Linked DNA regions of Homo sapiens: all the other regions are linked to region 5. The links are chromatin contacts, found by Hi-C or POLR2A ChIA-PET in ENCODE. All regions are on one chromosome and are shown on one strand. The core of a region is the stretch at or near the end of the contact, and the rest is flanking DNA. Distances in the headings are between cores, read along the strand shown.

Region 1 (3,364 bases), core at 218-2,717, 410 kb after region 5:
CCCCCACCATGGCCCCCTGGGGGCTCAAACTGGTAGCCTGACCTTCCTGTGACCTGAGGAGCCGGAGGGAGAAAAAGGAACCAGCCCTTGCCGCCCCCAACTCTGCATGGCTGGTTATGGTCCAAGGGTTATGGCTCTAGGGTGGCTGGTCCCCATGGAGCTCAGGCTGTTGGCTTGGGGAGGGGCAGCCACTGCCTACCCCTTGGAGTCTGTGCCCAAGGCCCGACAGAGCATTAATGGGGCAGGAAGGCAGGTGTGTGTGGGTAGCATTGGAGGCACTCGAGCGCCAAGGCTGAGGGTGCTGAAGGCAGGTGGGCGGCTGGGGCAGAATCCTTTTTCCCAGGGACAGTGTGTTCTCCTGATGTCCTGTGATTGGGCCAAGGTCTGCGGAGGGAAGCTCTCCCACAAGCTGGGCAGCTGCACCTGAGGGGGGGGTGTCATGGGCAGAACACTGGGTGGAGGGGCCAGTCTTGCCATCAGCAGCAAGGAGGGGGCGGAGATTCCTTTTCTTTTTTTTTTTTTTGTTTTTTGAGATGGAGTCTCGCTCTGTCGCCCAGGCTGGAGTGCAATGGCACTATCTTGGCTCACTGCAACCTCCGCCTCTCAGGGTCAAACGATTCTCCTGTCTCAGTAGCTGGGATTACAGGCGCTTGTCACCACTCCCGGATAATTTTTAGTAGAAACAGGGTTTCACCATGTTGGTCTGGCTGAGTCTCGAACTCCTGACCTCGTGATCCACCCGCCTCCGCCTCCCAAAATGCTGGGATTAAAGGCGTGAGCCACCGCGCCCGGCCAAGGGGGCGGCCATTTCAAGAACACATTCCTCTTCCCTCCCGGTGCGCCTGAGAGGAGGCGCTTCATGTCGAAGTCAGCCCTGGGATGCAGAGAGTTGGGGGGCTCAGGGTCCTGGGATGGTCTCGCAGACACTCCTAGTTCTTCGCCTGCCCCTTCTCATCTCTATTTCTGTGGGGGCGGGGAGGGCAGACAGGAACAGGGCTACCCTTGAAGCAGGTTGGGGGAGGGGGATCCTAACAGGACCCCGGTGCCTGTGGACAGTGACAGGGTCGACAGCTCTGGGGCTCCACTCTCCTTTCCCTGAAGACCCCAGCTGCCTCAGTGGCTTCTGGCTTGCACCCAGCACCAGCGCAGATGCCCCGAGTGCCGGCGGCTCGAGGTCGGCCCGCCCGTCCGGACCTGTTTCCTCCTCTGCTCTCCTGCCAACGCCTGCCCATCTCTGTTTCCCCCACGTCCAGCACGCGCTTCGGGGACGGCCAGAGCCACCATGCCGACTGGAGAGACTCTCCTGATTCGGGTCCTTGTGTCCCGGGGCCCGGGCGGCTTCGCGCGGCGACAACCGGCGCGGTGGGACCACCGAGACGCCGGGACCTCCGCGCGGCCTAGAGTGGTCCCGGAAGTGCCCGCGGGCCGGGGGCGGGGCTCTGGGTGCTCGGGCGGCCGCGGGCTCCGCGTCAGCAGCTGCTGTGGAGCCAGGCAGCGTCGGCCGCGTCGGCCGCGGGTTGGAGCAGCTCAGGTGCGGCCCCGCCCCGCCCGCCTGCGGCCCCGCCCCGGCCCAGGTGAGCTGCCCCGCCCCGGCCCAGGTGAGTGGCCCCGCGTCCGCCGGTGTGACCTGAGTCCGCCTGACCACCTGTCCCTCCGGTGGCCCTGGGTGTGCGTGTCCCCAATCGCGGGGAAGCCTGTAGGGGCGCCACGTCGCCGCCTGGGCAGCGTGTGCGGGTCCGTGGCAACTCTTGGGCCCCCAGCCAGGAAACCTTGACTGCACTAAGAGTTTGCAGGGTGCCCAGGCCCTAGGGACTCTCTGGAGGATGGGATGACAGATGCAGGAGGACCCGGAGAAGGCCCCGACAGAGGTGGGAAGCATGGAGTTCCAGATCTTTGCATTTTCGGTCCAAAAACACTTATCATGTTGTGGGAGACAGATAAAGGGTTGCCAACTTTTTTCTGAGTGGAGACTTCAGGGTGTAGGGGCTATATAGTGGGAATGGAAAACCTCTACGGAGGGAAGTTTGAGAACACCAGGACTTAATGGGTGGGCGGAGGAAGAGTTGCAATCTAAAGATATCAAGAAAGAGAACTTGGAAGCCATGAAAATTGGGAAGAAAGCGAGGGTGGGGATGGGGTTGGGGGGTAGCTCAAAGCTTTCATGCACCTAGGTAGGCAATGTGGGCGGGTGAAGGGATATTGTCACATCTTCGTTTTTCAAGAGAAAGCCAGAAACCTACTGAGTTTTAAATATTGGTAACTAAGGAAAATGAACAGGAAAAGCCAAACTCTTCGAGAGCCAAACATAACATAGCAGGATCTTCAGGCTGCCAATTTGCAACCTCTGAAATGAAGGGTTTTGAGAAGGAGGTATTGGAGAGCAGTGCCAGATGGGGTGGGAAGGTGAAGACCGAGAAGAGAGGGATTGGCAATAAGGAGGTCATAGAATGCCAGAGCTGAGGTCCCAGCTGAAATCGGAAACTCGAAATTTGTCGTGGTGCCATACATAGTTGTATGATTTTTCTTGGCAACATTTAACAACTTAGGAGGAACTGGCCGAGAAGACTGGGACTTAGCGGCTAGTTGCAGCCGGACGAGGAGGTGAGGAGCATGGTGCTAGAGCGTGAGAGTTGAAGTGATGCGCATAGTATGGAGAGTCTAAGCTGGATGGAGAAGGGGTGGAGCTAGAAAAGGAGAACTACAGTAAAAATGGCTTGGATTTCATGAGGTCGAAAAGCACAAATTGAGTGAGAGAGCTGGAAGAGTTGGAGATTATGGGTTGCTGAAGAGGAGGGGGAGGGTGAGAGGAGTTGAAGTGATCAAAGAATTTTTGAAAATACTTTAGGGCTGGGCGAGGGGGCTCACGCCTATAATACCAGCACTTTCGGAGGCCAAAATGGGTGGATCGCATGAGCTCAGAAATTCGAGACCAGTCTGCACAACATGGCGAAAACCCATCTCTACAAAAAATACAAAAATTAGCCAGGTGTGGCACGTGCCTGTAGAGCCTGTATTCCCAGCTACTTTTTTTTTTTTTTTTTTTTTTTTTTTGAGACGGAGTCTCGTCCTGTCGCCCAGCCTGGAGTGCAGTGGCGCGATCTCGGCTCACTGCAAGCTCCGCCTCCTGGGTTCACGCCATTCTCCTGCCTCAGCCTCCCAAGTAGCTGGGACTACAGGCACCTGCCACCACGGCCGGCTTTTTTTTTTTTTTTTTTTTTTTTTTTTTTTTTGAGATGGAGTCTCGCTCTGTTACCCAGGCTAGAGTGCAGTGGCGCGATCTCGGCTCACTGCAACCTCCGCCCCCCAGGTTCAAGCGATTCTCCTGCCTCAGCCTCCCGGAGTAGCTGGGATTACAGACGCGCTG
Region 2 (3,160 bases), core at 26-2,525, 320 kb after region 5:
ATGGGGCCATGAACATGGGTGTATGAACATCTGTTCAAGTCCCTGCTTTTGATTCTTTTGAATGTGTACCCACAAGCAGCATTGCTGGATCATACGGTAATTCTATTTTTAATTTTTTGAGTCATGATCATATTGTTTTTCACAGCGGATGCACCATTTTATATTCCCACCAACGGTGCCCAAGGGTTCCAATTTCCCCATATCCTCGCCAACACTTATTTTGTTTTATTGTTTTGCTTTTCACAGTTACCATCCTGATGGACACAGGGATGCTTGCAAAGTGACAAACTTTAGAGGTATCCCAGGTCACCCCACCTGGCACTGCGGACGCCCACGTGGCCCCACCCCTCACTTGGCAATATTCTCATCAAGTGTCAGCACTAGCTTATTGTATTGACTGCCTCCTGGCTGGACTCTAAGAGACAGTGTCTTTTATTGCATGCTACATCCCCAACATCTAGAACAGTGTCAGGCAAACAGTTGTTTAATAAACGGTGGAAGGAAGGAAGGGAGGGAGGGAGGGAGGGAAGGAGGGAAGGAAGGTGGGTAGGTTGGTTTCTATTTTCCACCAAAATATTGAGGACCTCTCCTGCCTGTCCACTTGCTCTGGTGCGCCTCTCAACCCTCGCGCCCCACCTGGACTCAATCCCGCAGTCCTGCCTCTCCTTCCTTGGGCCCCCGGGGAAGAACCCCGACAGCGGCCGGCACATTTGAGTGGGGCCCTGGACGTTTGGGGAGGTTTGGACACATTCCCGAATGCCTCCCTGCTGTGGGTTAGGTGGGCCTGTCTTGGGCTGGCAGCGAGGACAACGTTGTGGCTAGGTCGTCAGTTAGTGAGCCAGCACGGTCTGAGCCGCCACACTCCGCGCCCCGCCCACGCGCCCCGCCCTTTCCAGTTTTGCCTCGCCTGCTCGGGTCTTCGCTCCTGTAACCCATACGATCTTAGCCCCGCCCCCGTGGTGTCGTGGGTCCACGCTACTGGTCCTCTCCTAGAAAGCCGCGAAATGACCAGTTCCTCATTGGCCACACGTTCTCCCGCGCCACCACCGCAGCCACAACAACCGCCACGTGCTCAACCTTGGCGCCTGCCCATTGGCCACCAGCCTCTACCCGCCCACTCTCCCTTTCCGCCCCTAATTTCCCTCTTCTTCCTTCCATTGGCTGTCGGGCTCAGGGGCTCTCTTTTCAGCCTGGGGCGCGCAGCGCCTCGGATGCGGATTGGCCGAAGGCGGGGCTGGGAGGCGGGTTAAAGAGCGCGTTGCTGGCTGGGCCACGCGTGCTTGAGAAGGTTCAATGGCGTGGCAGGGACTAGCGGCCGAGTTCCTGCAGGTGCCGGCGGTGACGCGGGCTTACACCGCAGCCTGTGTCCTCACCACCGCCGCGGTGGTAAGCGGCCGGGCGGACCGGACGTCGCCTTGGTTACAGCCTCTGGCGGGAGGGGTGAGGGTCGCCATGGTTACGGCGTGGCTCCCGGGCAGCTCTTGACTGGCCCCTGGTTCCACAGCAGCTGGAGCTCCTCAGCCCCTTTCAACTCTACTTCAACCCGCACCTTGTGTTCCGGAAGTTCCAGGTGAGGCCGCCCCGCGCCGCGCACCTGTGGGCCCGACCCACCCACCCCGCACCTGACCGCCCGTCCCCCGTAGGTCTGGAGGCTCGTCACCAACTTCCTCTTCTTCGGGCCCCTGGGATTCAGCTTCTTCTTCAACATGCTCTTCGTGTATCCTGCGCCCTGCGGACACGGGCTGGGTGGAGGGCAGGCCGGCCGGGCTGGGAGAGAGGCCGGGACGGGGAAACTGAGGCCCCGCCTGGTGGCACTTCCTATACCGACGCCGTAGGTTCCGCTACTGCCGCATGCTGGAAGAGGGCTCCTTCCGCGGCCGCACGGCCGACTTCGTCTTCATGTTTCTCTTCGGGGGCGTCCTTATGACCGTATCCTTCCCGCAGGCTCTGGAACCTCGGGCTAGGGCGCCTCGGCGTCCAGCCTGTGTTGGTCCTGGGGCCAACACAGCCATGCCAGAGAGGGACACAGTCGCTGTCTCCAGCTTAGTATGTGTTGAGGGCCCACTCTGTGCTCAGCTGCAGGGGTCAGGGCTAGATCTTCAGTGCTGTATGCAAAATACAAAGCCATGCACAAAAGAGCCAGGTGGGTTGTCAGGGCCACTAGCTGAGCCCTGAATGCGAGTAGCCGGGAGAAACTGGGGCAGGGACAGGCAGTGGTTGGGCCCTGGGATGAGGCTGTAGGTGTGCAGGGCAGATTTCGTGGGACCTGAAGCCCGTGGAGTGTGTCGCCTTTATTGGACTGGCTCATCTTGATGAGGGAATAGCACATAGGGGAGATGAGGGGAAGAATTCCAGGGTCTTGGGAAGTCAGAGGGGCCCTGGGCTTGGGCTGAGGCCTGCACCGGAGCACCTTGACTCTGGCCCAGCTGCTGGGACTCCTGGGCAGCCTGTTCTTCCTGGGCCAGGCCCTCATGGCCATGCTGGTGTACGTGTGGAGCCGCCGCAGCCCTCGGGTGAGGGTCAACTTCTTCGGCCTGCTCACTTTCCAGGCACCGTTCCTGCCTTGGGCGCTCATGGGCTTCTCGCTGCTGCTGGGCAACTCCATCCTCGTGGACCTGCTGGGTGAGCCTCCCGGTACATCTAGTCCGCCCCAGGCTGGCCACTCCCCTCAGGACACGCTGCTTATGCCCTGGGGCCCCTCTCCCATCCTTGCTGGAGTTCTCCTCACACCTGGCTCCATCCCCATCTTCCTGCCCTCCCAGCTGCTGTGCTCTTACAGCCCCTCAAGCCAGCCGGCCCACATAATTTGCATCGTCAGGACGGATCTACTGATGCTTGCACGGTCCTGATGGGAGTGAGGATGGGAGGGTCAGGGTTCCTGCCCCATGGCTCCCACTCCTCCACTATTCTCAGGCCCTCCCCTCCCTGGGTCCTGCCTGCTTCTGGGCCTTTTAAGCTTGTCCTTCACGGCCAACCCGGGGCTGGCACTCTGTGCAAGGCTTTGGGGCACTCATGCTGTGGGGCCTGCAGGGCCACCAGGCTGTGGATGGGGGCCTGGGGCAGGCTCTGCTGGTCTAGGACTCTGGGCTGTGGAGGGTGACCCCACAGTCCGTGGCTGTCTCACAGGGATTGCGGTGGGCCATATCTACTACTTCCTGGA
Region 3 (3,146 bases), core at 46-2,545, 300 kb after region 5:
TGAGAGCTCCCTTAAGACAGCAGATGTGAAGGAAGCAGCGAACACAGTGCTTGATGGCAGCTGAGCTCATGTAGCAGGAGATATTGACAGGTCTCTAAGACTACAGGAAATCGTTGAATTCAATGAGATCATGCATGGAGATTGCCTATACCGTGCCTGGTCATGGTAAGCATTCAGACATTAGCTACGATAGGGACCATTAATTCAGCAAACAAAGATTTATTGCCTCCCTATTATGGTCAATAATCCTACTGTTCTAGGTGTTGGGATACAGCAGTGAACAACAGACAAAATCCATGAGCTGTCAGAGCTTTCCTTCCAGCAGAGAAAGACAAGCAATCGCAAAATGAACAAGCAAAATATATAGTACATCAGCTGGTGCTACAGAGACTTAAAGCAGTGAAGGGGCGTAGGAAGTGTTTGGACCAGGTGGTGCTATTTTATTTTATTTTATTTTATTTTTATTTTTTAGAGACAAGGTCTCGCTACGTCGCCCACGCTGGAGTGCAGTGGTGAGATCCTATTAGATCCCTGCAGCTTCGAACTCCTGGGCGATCCTCCCACCTTAGTTGGTGCTATTTTAAATAAGGCTGTCAAGGAATACAAGTGCAAATCAAGACAAAGGAGGTGAGGGAATGTGCCATGCAAATACCTAAAGAAATCAGTCCAGATTGGGAAGGAACCCCTAGAAGCGGTGGGCAGTGCAGTGCGGGCGCTCTCCTCTGGCTGCGCCCTTTCCCTCTGTGAGGCAGGACGTCAGGTCAGAGCTGAGGGAGCATGAGGAGGAAAGAGGCGGGGGTGGGAAACAGTCTCGGGAGGGGGCGAGCAGTCAGGATTGCAGCGCTCGGAGGGCTTACTGCCTCTGAGGTCAGGGCTGATCGGCAGAGGATTTAGCATCTCTGGGGGCTGGGATGCCAGGGTCCAGCAACCTTGCTCTGGCCCACAGGCCGACCCTGGGCGTAAACACCTGCCTATGCACATCTGAGCCTAGCACCTAACGCCACTGTACATACAAGCACGATATTTTTGAACATTTGACGACTTAGTTAAGCCTCCCAGGTGGCTGCACCTGCGCAGTTCACTCAGGTCCGCAATCCCTCATCTGAAACGCCTGGTCTGGGCAAGTATGAGAATTCATACCATTCTAGATCGCAGGAGGGCGTGGAGCATTCGAAAGAGGGGCCTGAGCGGAGGTCTTGCTGTCCCAGGGAGACCCCGGCTGCCATTAGCAAGCGGTGAGCCGGCAGCCTGTGCGCGGAGGGAAGGGCAGCGCGCAGCGCCCAGTGGTGAAAGAGGCGCTAGCGCACGCGCAGTGAGCGTTTGAGAGGAGCAAACCCGTCGAGACGAAGCTGTAGCGCAAGCGCAGTGGGTATTGAGAGCGGCCGCACCAGCTGAGGGTTCGCGCAACGCTAAACGATGGCCGGGACTAAGGCCTGAGACTCAAGCTCAGGCGCAGTGAAGCGCAGAGCCGCTAGAGTGTCGCGGAGGGCGCCTGAGGCGCATGCGCGGACTCAGCGTTTTTAAGAAGGGCTGGGGGTGCTGGGGAGTTCGCCCCAGCGTGTTGGGGGGGAGTCGCCGCCGCGGGGGGGGGGTTTGGGGTCACCGCCGCGGGGTTTGTCGCCGCCGCTGGGAGCTCACCTGCGTCCGAGGCCGTAAGGACGGCTCCAGTTCATCCTCCATCCGCCTCTGCCGCAGCACTGAGGCTGAAAAGCCGCTCACTCCTTACTCGGCTAAGCCCCAAGCTCATCTCTGCAGGCCGGAAGGGAGCTCTGGTCCAAGGTCATCTCGGCCAAGCCCCTGCATTCGCCCTCGCAAGTGCCAGCAAGCGACTCTGGTCGCCGCGCTCCCAAGTCCTCCCCCGAAATTCCGGCTCTGGCCCCTCGTCCCCCTCCTTTGCTACAGTCTCTGGACTAAATGTCTGCGGGTCTCTGTCTCTCGCTGGTCTGACCTCAGCCGCAACCCTGCGCGATTCCCTGCGCCGGTCGCCACTGCCGGCCGCCAGAACCTCGGAGGCCACTGCCCCTGGGCGTTCTCCGGAGGGCCAAGCCCTTGGTTGTGCACATCTATGCACGCCCCACCTACACCCCCCCCCCCCCACACACACACACTTTGGTTCAGGTATCCCCGACCTTTCCCCAGAGGACGGGAAAATTAGGAAAGACCGAAAGATAGACCCACCAGTCTTCGGAGCGCTCTCATCTGTGCGTCCTGGGCAGAGCGAGAGACTTGGCGGAATGCGGGTAGGAGAACCGGTCTCGGGTTGCCGCCAGGGGATCCATTGCGTGAGAGGCAGGTCCGACTTATGCTGGGGGCACTTGGAGTTGAGGAACCACAGAGTCCACTGAACCGGATTAATCTTTTATCCCTCAGGGCTTCTCAGGCCCTGCATGGAGGAATCCAGGAGCTGGACAAAGACCAACTGAAACTAGACTTGCCAAAGATGCTATTTGTGGTCACAGAAACATAGAGCTGGACATGACCTTAAGAAGTCACCTGAGCAGACACTGTGATGGGCACTGTAGTAGCTCTATTGCTCAGACTTGGTTTTTGTTTGACTTTTGCTGCTCTGAACTTTAATTCCTAAAAACACTGCATTTTTAAGGAAAAACACAAAATATTAGCAGTTATAATAAATAGGTATTTTATTGCATGCTTTTCGTGCATCTATTAAGATGATCATATGGGTATTCTCCTTTAATCTGTTAATGAGATCAGTTACATCAATAAACTTTCTAATGGTAAACCATTCTTGAATTCTTGGGGTAGACGCAACTTGGTCATAATATTATTGTTATTAATACATTGTTAGTTTCAACTGCTGATATTTTATTTTGATAGGTTAATTTTTTTCTTTTTTTTTTTTAATTTATTTATTTTTTTTTTATTGATCATTCTTGGGTGTTTCTCGCAGAGGGGGATTTGGCAGGGTCATAGGACAATAGTGGAGGGAAGGTCAGCAGATAAACAAGTGAACAAAGGTCTCTGGTTTTCCTAGGCAGAGGACCCTGCGGCCTTGGCCTTCCGCAGTGTTTGTGTCCCTGGGTACTTAAGATTAGGGAGTGGTGATGACTCTTAACGAGCATGCTGCCTTCAAGCATCTGTTTAACAAAGCACATCTTGCACCGCCCTTAATCCATTTAACCCTG
Region 4 (3,149 bases), core at 32-2,531, 380 kb after region 5:
CCCAGATCTCTCCAATTTCCAGACCTGTGGTTCAATGTCTACCCACAGTGATTCCTGACTCTGTCCCAAGTCCTAGGAACCAAGAGGGGCTGGGAAGGAGGCAAGACTCCAGACTGAGATGCCCCCCATTCACTCTACCCCACCCATCCCATCCCTTTCTGCTCCCATAGCCAGCACAGGACAAGGCTGCCCTGAGCAGAGCCAGAGTGGCTGGACAGAGGGTCCCAGCCTGGCCAGGCCTGCCTCCTCACCAGGCCAGTCCTGAGACTCCTGCCTGTCACACCCTCCTGCTCCCTTCCCTGCCCGAGCTGTCTGGATGCCTCCGCTGTGGAGTGGAGTGGCCCAGGCTCTGGCCCCAGGCCCTGTGACTGGTGCCTGGAAGCGCCCCAGGGAAGGGGCAGCTTTTGGGACACATGCAAGCTGTCACACACACTCCATGACAGTCCCTCCTCTCCTCACTCTGCTGTCCTCTCTTACCTGGGCTTTCTTCTCCTCTCCTGAGCACACATTTTCTCCCTTTCCTTTCTCTCCCCGCTTCTTTCTGACAGCCACCTCTCAGTCACACACACACTGCACTCATACTATTTCATACTCATGTTCTCCTGGCTCCAAGCCTCCCAAAACTGCTGCCGGCAGGTGCCCGCGGGGGACATCTCCAGGCTTAGACCCCATTTCCCGCAGCACAGCGCTGCCCTCCCTTCTCCCTTTATCCTTCATCCCACCGCACACCTGGAGGTGTACTAACTGCGGCCACACACCTGCAGGCTGACACCTGCCTGGGATCTGCTCGGCTTTGTCCCTGCGATGAATAGGGGGCCCTGTTACCACTCCCTCTGCTGCTTCCTTCAACGCACACTCCAGCACCCGCGGCTGGAGCGCGAGAGGCAGGTCCCCACGCTGGGAGCAAGCGTGAGTCCAGCGTGGAGTCCCGTCCCACCAGCCCGAACGATGCCGGCGCCGGCTCCCCTTCACACCCCCAGGGACTGCAAGCTCGCTGTCTATCACGCCTAGAGGGAACCAGAAAGCGTTTCGGGTACCGGGCGCTGGAGGCCACCCGGGGCGCCCCCTTCGGTCCGGATCCGCCGCTGGGCCCAGCCCGCGTGCCCGGCGCCCCCTCAGCGAGGAGCGGCCGGCGAGTGGCGGGCACTCACCGGCGGCAGAGCCCGGGCCAGCAGCGGCGGCGGCTGGAGCAGCAGCAGCAGCATCGGGGGCAGGAGGGCGCGCGCGGCCGCGCTGCGGAGCCAGGCGGCCGGAGCCATCCGCCCCGGGGCTGCTGGGCTTGCTGGGCCGCTCCGGGCCGCCGCCCCTTATAGCTTCCGCCCCACCCCCGGCCCGCCTCGGCCCCGCCCCCCGCCGCCTTTTGTTCTGAACTCTCCTAGCAGCCGCGGCCCGGGTGGGGGAGGTGAACGGGGAGGGTACGGCCCAGCGGGGTCGAGGGCCGGAGACAGGGTCCTGCCCCGGGGCTGGCAAAGTCCCTATCTGGTGCTGGGTGACCCTGGCCAACCCGTGCCGCTCTGGGTCTCAGTTTCTCCTCTGGGTGGTGGCCGTCCAAAGTCTTAGACTTGGCTAGAGTCTGAGAGGAGTCAGGTTTCATGGGTCCCATCCGTACCCCCACCTTTGGAAGGCGCATCCCACTGGGTCTCCTTGGTGGCCTGACCTCTGACCTCTGACAGGTGGTCCTACCCACAAGCAAGTTCCCCCACCCCTCAGAGCCTCAACGGATCCTTCTAGAAGATGACACAATAGCCCCTGTGAGGAAAGGGATATTATTTTATTTTTTATTATTATTATTTTTTGAGACACAGTCTCACTCTGTCTCCCAGGCAGGAGTGCAGTGGTGTGATCTCCACTCACTGCAACCTCCGCCTCCCAGGTTCAAACGATTCTGCTACCTCAGCCTCCCAAGTAGCTGGGACCACAGACGTGCGCCACCATGCCTGGCTAATTTTTGTATTTTTAGTAGAGATGGGGTTTCACCATGTTGGCCAGGCTGGTCTCGAACTCCTGACCTCAAGTGATCTGCCCACCTTGGCCTCCCAAAGTGCTGGGATTACATGGGGAAGCCATTGCACCTGGCCAGGAAAGGGATATTAAAATGTGTCCCAGGGGAAAGTGAGGCATATGGCAGGGACTGGCCAGTTCTTCAGCTTGGGATAGACCGAAGTTTACAGATAGGGAAACTGAGGCTCCAAGAGGGAGGGTCCAGGCTTTTCCACACCAGCAGACAAGTGGAGGGGTCAGGAGGTCCTCTAGCTGGTCAGCTGTGGGAAGGATGCTGTCAGAAGGCTGTGGGAGGTGTCTGAGTGGAGTACTGGGCCCCCAGGGTGTCCCCTCGTCAGTGCCCAACAAGCCCCTGGGGACCCCTCCAGGCTAGCCACCTCAGACTTGAAAGAAAGGAGGCGAGAGGCCGGGCGCAGTGGCTCATGCCTGTAATCCCAGCACTTTGGGAGGCCGAGGCAGGTGGATCACGAGGTCAGGAGTTGGAGAGCAGCCTGACCAACATGGTGAAACCCTGTCTCTACTAAAAATACAAAAATTAGCCAGGTGTGGTGGCACACACCTGTAAGCCCAGCTACTCAGGAGGCTGAAGCAGGAGAATCACTTGAACCCGGGAGGCGGAGGTTGCAGTGAGCCGAGATTGTTCCATTGCACTCCAGCCTGGGTGACAGAGCGAGACTCCATCTCAAAAAAAAGAAGGAAAGGAGGTGAGACTCAAAGGAGGGGTTGTGTCCACATTCTGGAAGGGATCCTTCAGTCTCATCCCTGATTTTCGGGGTTACCCAGTACTGCTGTACACCCCCTGAAATGATGAAGGGCCTCACCACCTCACCAGGCGACCTGTTCCATCATGGGTGGCCCTGCAGAGCCACGATCCAGGCAGTGGCTCGCATCCTGGCAGGCAGGGCTCTGAGCTGCTCAAAGGTGAGGCTGTGGTCAGGAAGCCTGGGCCAAGAAAGGGAAGCGGGTGGGGAAATGTTTCACAGCTTATTCAAGAAGACTCCACAGAGACTCCTAGAGGGCGAGGAGAAGTAAGACAGCAGTAATTTTTACAACCTACACTGTTCGTAATCTTTTCTTTTTTTTTTTTTTTTTTTTGAGACGGAGTCTCTCTCTGTCGCCCAGGCTGGAGTGCAGTGACGCGATCTCGG
Region 5 (3,097 bases), core at 148-2,647:
ATCCTGGCCTCCACATCCCTTTGCCCTTGGTGTAGCCCTAAGGTGACTCTGATTCCCAAGAGGGCTGGAAAAGTGTCTTGTCCTCCCTCATGTTCCTAGCGCCACATCCAGGCTACCCCTGAGTAGGCATTGGAGAGTTTATGCCACAGATAAATCCCTTTCAAGGATGCTGGGGAAGCCCAACTTCCCAGTGATCCAGGGTGAGGGGACAGGAGAGAAGCTGGAACAAGAAGTAATGGGCTAGGAGAGCAAGGGATGTGGGGGGTTTTTGAAGAAAGCCAGAAAAAAACCAGGATGCAGCTGGTGCCAGAGAAGAAGCGTCGGCCAAGCAGATGAGGAAATGGGCAGCCGAGTCAGGGGTATAGCAGTGACTCCCTCAGAGTCTTCCCCATCACCCGCAGCGTCCTGAGCGGAAAGTGGGTAATTTTAATCCTGACTTTTAACTCAGCAAATACAGTACATGTATTTTCCCACATCACCAAAAACATCATTCAAAATGACCACAGAGCCCTTCACTGCACAGTGAAGTGGGCTACTGGTGAGCATCTGGCTCTGGGACTTAAGGATTCTGATGAAGAATGCTGGGCTGAACATACTTCTCCACAAAGCTTTTCTCCCTCTCTTCAAGATAGATCACCCAGAGGGGACCACGAGAGTGGGCACGCAGCAGCAGGCTGGTCTCCAGGAAGCAGGTCCTGGGTGCCTGAGCTGACACAGTGGGTGAGTGTTCTGTCTTCCTGGGCCCTCCTAGCCCCAAGCCAGCCCTGTATGCCCGTGGTAAGATGGGTGGGCAAGGCTTCCTGGAGGAGCTCAGCTCTGCCAGCTCTGTTCACAGAAAACACGACACTGTGAGCAACCAAGGGAGAGCCCGTTCCCCTGGTGGAGGGATTCCTCCAGCATCCCCCGTGGCACGGGTGTCGTGGTGACTCAGTGCTCGGAACAGGCGAGGGCGGGGAGCCTGTTGGCATCCCATTCCCAAGAGCAGTGGGCACAGGGTGTAGGAGCAGACTGCATTGAGCTGAGGGCCAGCTGCTGAGTGGGTGGCTGCAGCTAGAGAGCGATGGAGCCTCTCAGCAGAGAGGGCTGCTGGGAGAGGAGATTAGGGGCCTCCCCGCCCCCCCAGAAAAGCATAAAAACTTCCTCCTGGTTCCAGCCTATTCTTAAGCACCTCAAGCGGAGCCAGGAAGGGGATGGAATCTGGCCCTGAGGTCAGGAGCAGCTGTGGGGAAAATACCAAAATCCTCTACAGTCCTGGGGAGACCCCTGTTACCCACAAACCCACACAAGTCACCAAAGCGGCGAAACAGCTTGGAGGAAAAGGAGGGGATGGCGTGGGGCGTGTAGGGCAAACTTCATCTCCTGGGGCCAACCGTCTTCACAGGCTGCCTGCCCAGCTCCTTTAACACATGATTTCACTTACACCTTGCTGGGGGAGAGACTTGTTCCAGGGCAGCCAGCCTGCAGGGAGCCAAGACTACAGCTGAACTAAGCCTATCATGCTCTTTGCACTCTACCCGGCTTGTCCCTAAGGAAGATGAGCATCACAGACAGAGCCAGGCCGGCTGGGCAGCACCCCTCCGAGCCCTGGCCCAGATTGCCCCTTCTGGAGCCTCCCTACTCAGGAGTCCCGAAGCCTTTAGAGGCAGGACTGAGTTTCCAGACCAGCAGCTCCCTATCTTCCTGATGCCCTGAGGAGCTGAGGGTCTGGCCCCTCCCGCAGTCCTGTTCCTCCCCTAAGGTTGGGAGGAAAGGGGCCCCAGAAGCAGGCCAGGTTGAACACCCCTAGGGACAGGAAGTTCCTGCAGCTTCTACCACAAACCTATCAGGGCGGGCCTCTCTGGCCGCAGGGTTGTACACAGGCCACCAGGGGCGCCCTGGCCTCCGCCCACTCCTACACCCCACCCCCCACAACGCGGTCCTGTCTCTCCAGGCGGGGCTACTGAGGGCAAGGGATTCCCCGCGCCATCCACAGGTAATGATTCTCTCTGCAGACAAGGGCTGGGAAAGCCTGCAATTTGCCTGCAGCTGGCGCCCGCTCGTTTCCAGCCTCTCCTGCCAAATAAGACGTGGAGCGCTAAGGTCCCCAGAACTGCCGGGCTGTTCCTCCCTTCCCCCTCCCGGGAAAAGCAGAAACGACAAACAACCAAGTGCATGGGAGAGCCCCGCCGCCAACTCTGCTGTAGGCTCTATGTGCCCACCCCCCATCCCATGCAACCGTTACCCCTAACCTCACTCCTCCCACTCCGCTGCGGGGCAAGGTCCTAGCCCAGCGCACATAACGGGCCGGTGCTTGTAAAGGGCTGGAACCATCTTCCTGTCCCCGCACAGCACCTATTTATAGCTAGCGAAGCACCGCGCCCGGACGCGCTGCCCACCCGGCCGGGCGGCCAGCTCACCATCCCCAAGAGCGGCACGGCACAGCTCCTCGTCGGCGCCTTCCGCCGCAAAGTTGCTCTGGCGGGCGGCTTTCGCTTTCGCGCAGCGCACGCCCCCACGAGCCAGCTCCCAGCCCGGGGCTTGGTAGGGCTGGATGCGCTGGCGCGTGTGCGGGCTTCACCAGCGCCTGCCGCCCCCGCGCGCCGCCGCCCAAGCCGGCTTGGCCGCCCACCTGACGCTGAACCGGGTGCCAGCCCGCCCTGGGCATGGGGGCGCAGCACCCCGCCGCCGGCCGATTTCCTCCGCGGGGGCGCCGGGGAAACCACAGCCCACGGGCTTCCTGCTGCGCCTGGTGCGCCGAGGCGGGGGGCGGCCGCCAGAGCCCACCAGGGGACGATTGAGCAAAAGCGCCAGCAAAGTGGAGACCCAGACGGGCAGCGGAGGCGAAGCGGTTGCGCAGCCCCAGCCCCGGCCCCAGTCCCGGCCCCAGTCCCGGCCCCCGCCCCCGCCAAGTTCCTACCCGCCGGCTCCGCCGTGGCATCTGTGCAGTGGAGCTAGGGCGAGCGCCGGGCCATGGCCGCGGAGGCTCGTTCGCTCTCTCGCTCGCGGCGGGCCGGGGCGGGGCAGGCGCGGCCGGACGGGGCGCCGGCACTCTACTGGAAGCGGGCCCAGGAGCGCAACTGACTTTTGCCGGCCAATCCTCTCCGGTTCCCTGGACTGG
Region 6 (3,038 bases), core at 167-2,666, 360 kb after region 5:
CTCACATGCTCCGTGAGATGACTTTACTCAGCAGGTGGCTGGGAGTCCCCAGGGTTTTGAAGGAAGAGACATGATCAGGCTGTCATTTTAGACATACCAGCCATCCTGAGATGGACTAGGCAAGGCCTCTGGCCTCTCAGCTTCCACAGCAGTAGAAGTTGAGAAGATGGGTTGATAAATACCTTCCAGAGGTGACATCCAAGGTAATTTAAATAACCCATGTCCCATGAAGCGTTTGATCTTTTCTCCCAAATTCCAGGTTGCTTTTACCAAAAGCACCAGGTGCAGTGGCTCATGCCTGTAGCTCCAGCACTTTGGAAGGTCAAGATGGGCAGACCACCTGAGGTCAAGAGTTCGAAACCAGGCCAGGTGCGGTGGCTCACGCCTGTAATCCCAGCACTTTGGGAGGCCAAGGCGGATGGATCACCTGAGGTCAGGAGATCAAGACCAGCCTGGCCAACATGGTGAAACCCTGTCTCTACTAAAAATACTAAAATTAGCCAGGTGTAGCCGGGCGCGGTGGCTCACGCCTGTAATCCCAGCACTTTGGGAGGCCGACGCGGGCAGATCACGAGGTCAGGAGATCAAGACCAGCCTGGCCAACATGGTGAAAGCCCGTCTCTACTAAAAATACAAAAAATTAGCCGGGCGTGGTGGCAGGCGCCTGCAGTCCCAGCTACTCAGGAGGCTGAGGCAGGAGAATGGCGTGAACCCGGGAGGCAGAGCTTGCAGTGAGCCAACATTGCGCCACTGCACTCCAGAGTGGGAGACAGAGCAAGACTCCGTCTCAAAAAAAAAAAAAAAAAAAAAAATTAGCCAGGTGTGATGGCAGGAACCTGTAATCTCAGCTACTCAGGAGGCAGAGGCAGGAGAATCACTTGAACCCAGGAGGCAGAAGTTGCAGTGAGCCGAGATTACACCATTGCAGTCCAGCCTGGGCAACAAGAGCGAAACTCCATCTCAAAAAAAAAAAAAAAAACCAAAAGGTGAGTTCGAAACCAGCCTGGCCAACATGGTGAAACCTCAACCCTACCAAAAATACAAAAGTTAGCCAGGCGTGGTGGCACACGTCTATAATCCAGCTACTCAGGAGGCTGAAGCATGAGAATCACTTGAACCCAGGAGGCGGAGGTTGCAGTGAGCCGGGATCAACCACTGCACTCCAGCCTGGGCGAGAGAGCAACATCCTATCTCGAAAAAAAAAAAAAAATACCAAAAGCTGTTTTAAACTAAGGCTCCAGGGCTGGGTGAAACAGATGAGAGCATTTGGGTGCCCGTTGTGCTCTGTGCTTTTCCATTTTCCCTGGCAAGGCTGTGAGCAGGAGCAGGCAGCGACTGTGTGTCACTTCCCTGTGTAACCCCAACACCTGCGCAACCACTTCCACAATAACTATTCAACCATTCAGAGCAAGTCATGACAAACTTTTTTTTTTTTTTTTTTTGAGATGGAGTCTCGCTCTGTCGCCTGGGCTGGAGTACAGTGGCGCCATCTGGGCTCAATGCAAGGTCTGCCTCCCGGGTTCACGCCATTCTCCTGCCTCAGCCTCCCGAGTAGCTGGGACTACAGGCGCCCACCACCACGCCCGGCTAAGTTTTTTGATTTTTAGTAGAGACGGGGTTTCACCCTGTTAGCCAGGATGGTCTCGATCTCCTGACCTTGTGATCCGCCCGCCTCGGCCTCCCAAAGTGCTGGGATTACAAGCGTCAGTCACCGCGCCCGGCCGACAAACGTTTGACAGTTCCCTCTAAGGAGGGACCCGGGAAGACAGCACAAAGGTCCTTCTCCTTTCCAGAGGGTGGGGGAGGGCAGAAGCAATGGCCAAGACCTGCCTGGACTCTGGGCCCTTTAACTCTTTTCCCTTCTAAAGTGGGAATCACTTACACGTCTGATGCTGAGGCTGGGACTACCCCTTGATCGCTGGTAGGGGTAGGGAGGATTTTGTAGTACCCAATTTGGGGAACATGGAATCAGCTTGGGCAGAGACTATGAGAGGGGACAGCAAGACAGGGGTCCCCTCTACAACCTATCTGGGTCATAGTTCCTAATCCTGGCCGCTCAGAGTGCAATTTTTAAATTTTTTTATTTTTATAGAGATGGTGGGGTCTCACTATGTTGCCCAGGCTGGTCTCAAACTCCTGGGCTCAAGCAATCCTCCCACCTTGGCCTCCCAAAGTGCTGAGAGTACAGGTGTGAGCTACAACACCCAAACCCAGAATGCAAAATTTTAAGAAGCACATTCCTGAGCCCCACCCAGGTGGAGTGACTTCCCACCTCTGAGGAAGGGCCCAAGAAGATGTGTTCTTTGCAGCTTCCACGGGTGATTTCCAGGTAGCTGAGCCTGTATTTGCAAACCACAGATCTTGACCACCTCCTCTTTTCTGACTGGATACGTTAGAGCCTGGGCTGAGCCCCTGCCCCCTCATCCTGCCCTATCTCAGTAGCAAGTTCTCATTTCCAGGTCTAGCTATCAACTCAAGTGGACAATGCAAGTGTCACTAGACACAGTGAATGTGAGTAACATGCTCAGCCATACACAGAATCTGCAAATCTAAGCCATAAAATTCAACCTTCTGGCCAGGTGTGGTGGTTCACACCTGTAACCCCGACACTTTGGGAGGCCGAGGCGGACGGATCACCTGAGGTCAGGAGTTCGAGACCAGCCTGGCCAACATGGTGAAACCCCGTCTCTACTAAAACTACGAAAAATTAGCTAGGTGTGGTGCCTGGTGCCTATAATCCCAGCTACTTGGGAGGCTGAGGAAGGAGAATGACTTGAACCCGGGAAGGGGAGGTTGCAGTGAGCTGAGATCCCGCCACTTCACTCCAGCCTGGGTGACAGAGCGAAACTCGATCTCAAAAAAAAAAAAAAAAAAAAAAAAAAGGCCAGGCGCAGTGGCTCATGTCTGTAATCCCAGCACTTTGGGAGGCCGAGGTGGGCGGATCACAAGGTCAGGAAATCGAGACCATCCTGGCTAACACAATAAAACTCCATCTCTACTAAAAATACAAAAAAAATTAGACGGGCGTGGTGACAGAC

The links. A loop is a pair of places that touch in the nucleus more often than their neighbours do. ChIA-PET counts read pairs that join two places held with the same protein, here RNA polymerase II (POLR2A). Pooled maps may share reads with other maps.
Region 1: a loop to region 5 is called in a pooled map, with 8 times the contacts of the local background. The contact joins the promoter of ZNF70 here to the enhancer-like site in region 5. A Hi-C loop is called at or near these places in 3 of 37 single-sample maps with no recorded cell type and 8 of 50 pooled maps.
Region 2: a map of B cell shows a loop between it and region 5 (20-fold over the local background). The contact joins the promoter of DERL3 here to the enhancer-like site in region 5. A Hi-C loop is called at or near these places in 1 of 168 maps with a recorded cell type or tissue (B cell), 1 of 37 single-sample maps with no recorded cell type and 7 of 50 pooled maps.
Region 3: a loop to region 5 is called in a map of OCI-LY7, with 2.8 times the contacts of the local background. The contact joins the promoter of SLC2A11 here to the enhancer-like site in region 5. A Hi-C loop is called at or near these places in 1 of 168 maps with a recorded cell type or tissue (OCI-LY7), 7 of 37 single-sample maps with no recorded cell type and 9 of 50 pooled maps. POLR2A ChIA-PET finds 5 or more read pairs at or near these places in 5 of 52 experiments (CD4-positive, alpha-beta memory T cell, WTC11, activated B cell and 2 more).
Region 4: a loop to region 5 is called in a pooled map, with 2.8 times the contacts of the local background. The contact joins the promoter of MMP11 here to the enhancer-like site in region 5. A Hi-C loop is called at or near these places in 1 of 168 maps with a recorded cell type or tissue (naive thymus-derived CD4-positive, alpha-beta T cell), 3 of 37 single-sample maps with no recorded cell type and 9 of 50 pooled maps. POLR2A ChIA-PET finds 5 or more read pairs at or near these places in 1 of 52 experiments (RWPE1).
Region 6: a loop to region 5 is called in a pooled map, with 5 times the contacts of the local background. The contact joins two enhancer-like sites. A Hi-C loop is called at or near these places in 2 of 50 pooled maps.

The regions. Positions count from the first base shown.
Region 1 is chr22:23,749,215-23,752,578 of GRCh38, reverse strand. ZNF70 (zinc finger protein 70) reads left to right here and starts at 1,467. Exons shown (of 2, transcript NM_021916.4): 1 at 1,467-1,868. RefSeq lists enhancers at 192-251, 1,092-1,151, 1,034-1,709 and a silencer at 1,302-1,751.
Region 2 is chr22:23,837,121-23,840,280 of GRCh38, reverse strand. DERL3 (derlin 3) reads left to right here and starts at 1,275. Exons shown (of 7, transcript NM_001002862.3): 1 at 1,275-1,386; 2 at 1,505-1,570; 3 at 1,644-1,717; 4 at 1,836-1,929; 5 at 2,427-2,622; 6 at 3,127-3,160. The coding sequence starts at 1,294. SMARCB1 (SWI/SNF related BAF chromatin remodeling complex subunit B1) reads right to left here. Exons shown (of 9, transcript NM_003073.5): 9 at 2,272-3,160. RefSeq lists a silencer at 1,050-1,352.
Region 3 is chr22:23,856,024-23,859,169 of GRCh38, reverse strand. SLC2A11 (solute carrier family 2 member 11) reads right to left here and starts at 1,295. Exons shown (of 12, transcript NM_001024939.4): 1 at 1,141-1,295. The coding sequence starts at 1,170.
Region 4 is chr22:23,770,981-23,774,129 of GRCh38, reverse strand. MMP11 (matrix metallopeptidase 11) reads right to left here and starts at 1,281. Exons shown (of 8, transcript NM_005940.5): 1 at 1,152-1,281. The coding sequence starts at 1,259. LOC107985577 (a long non-coding RNA gene) reads right to left here. Exons shown (of 3, transcript XR_007068022.1): 2 at 2,823-2,943; 3 at 1,753-2,261.
Region 5 is chr22:24,155,876-24,158,972 of GRCh38, reverse strand. All of the region lies in intron 29 of CABIN1 (calcineurin binding protein 1), which reads right to left. Among named protein-coding and RNA genes, the nearest start is that of SUSD2, 24 kb to the left of the region's middle. RefSeq lists enhancers at 924-1,357, 2,286-2,355 and a silencer at 2,536-3,097. Within about 2 kb of position 1,397, at least 33 of the 41 ENCODE cell types and tissues checked have a DNase peak (open chromatin) inside an H3K27ac peak, as active enhancers do; they include B cell and OCI-LY7, where a contact is called at or near this core.
Region 6 is chr22:23,797,454-23,800,491 of GRCh38, reverse strand. The region is part of intron 3 of SMARCB1 (SWI/SNF related BAF chromatin remodeling complex subunit B1); the gene reads right to left. Among named protein-coding and RNA genes, the nearest start is that of SMARCB1, 12 kb to the right of the region's middle. Within about 2 kb of position 1,416, at least 3 of the 41 ENCODE cell types and tissues checked have a DNase peak (open chromatin) inside an H3K27ac peak, as active enhancers do.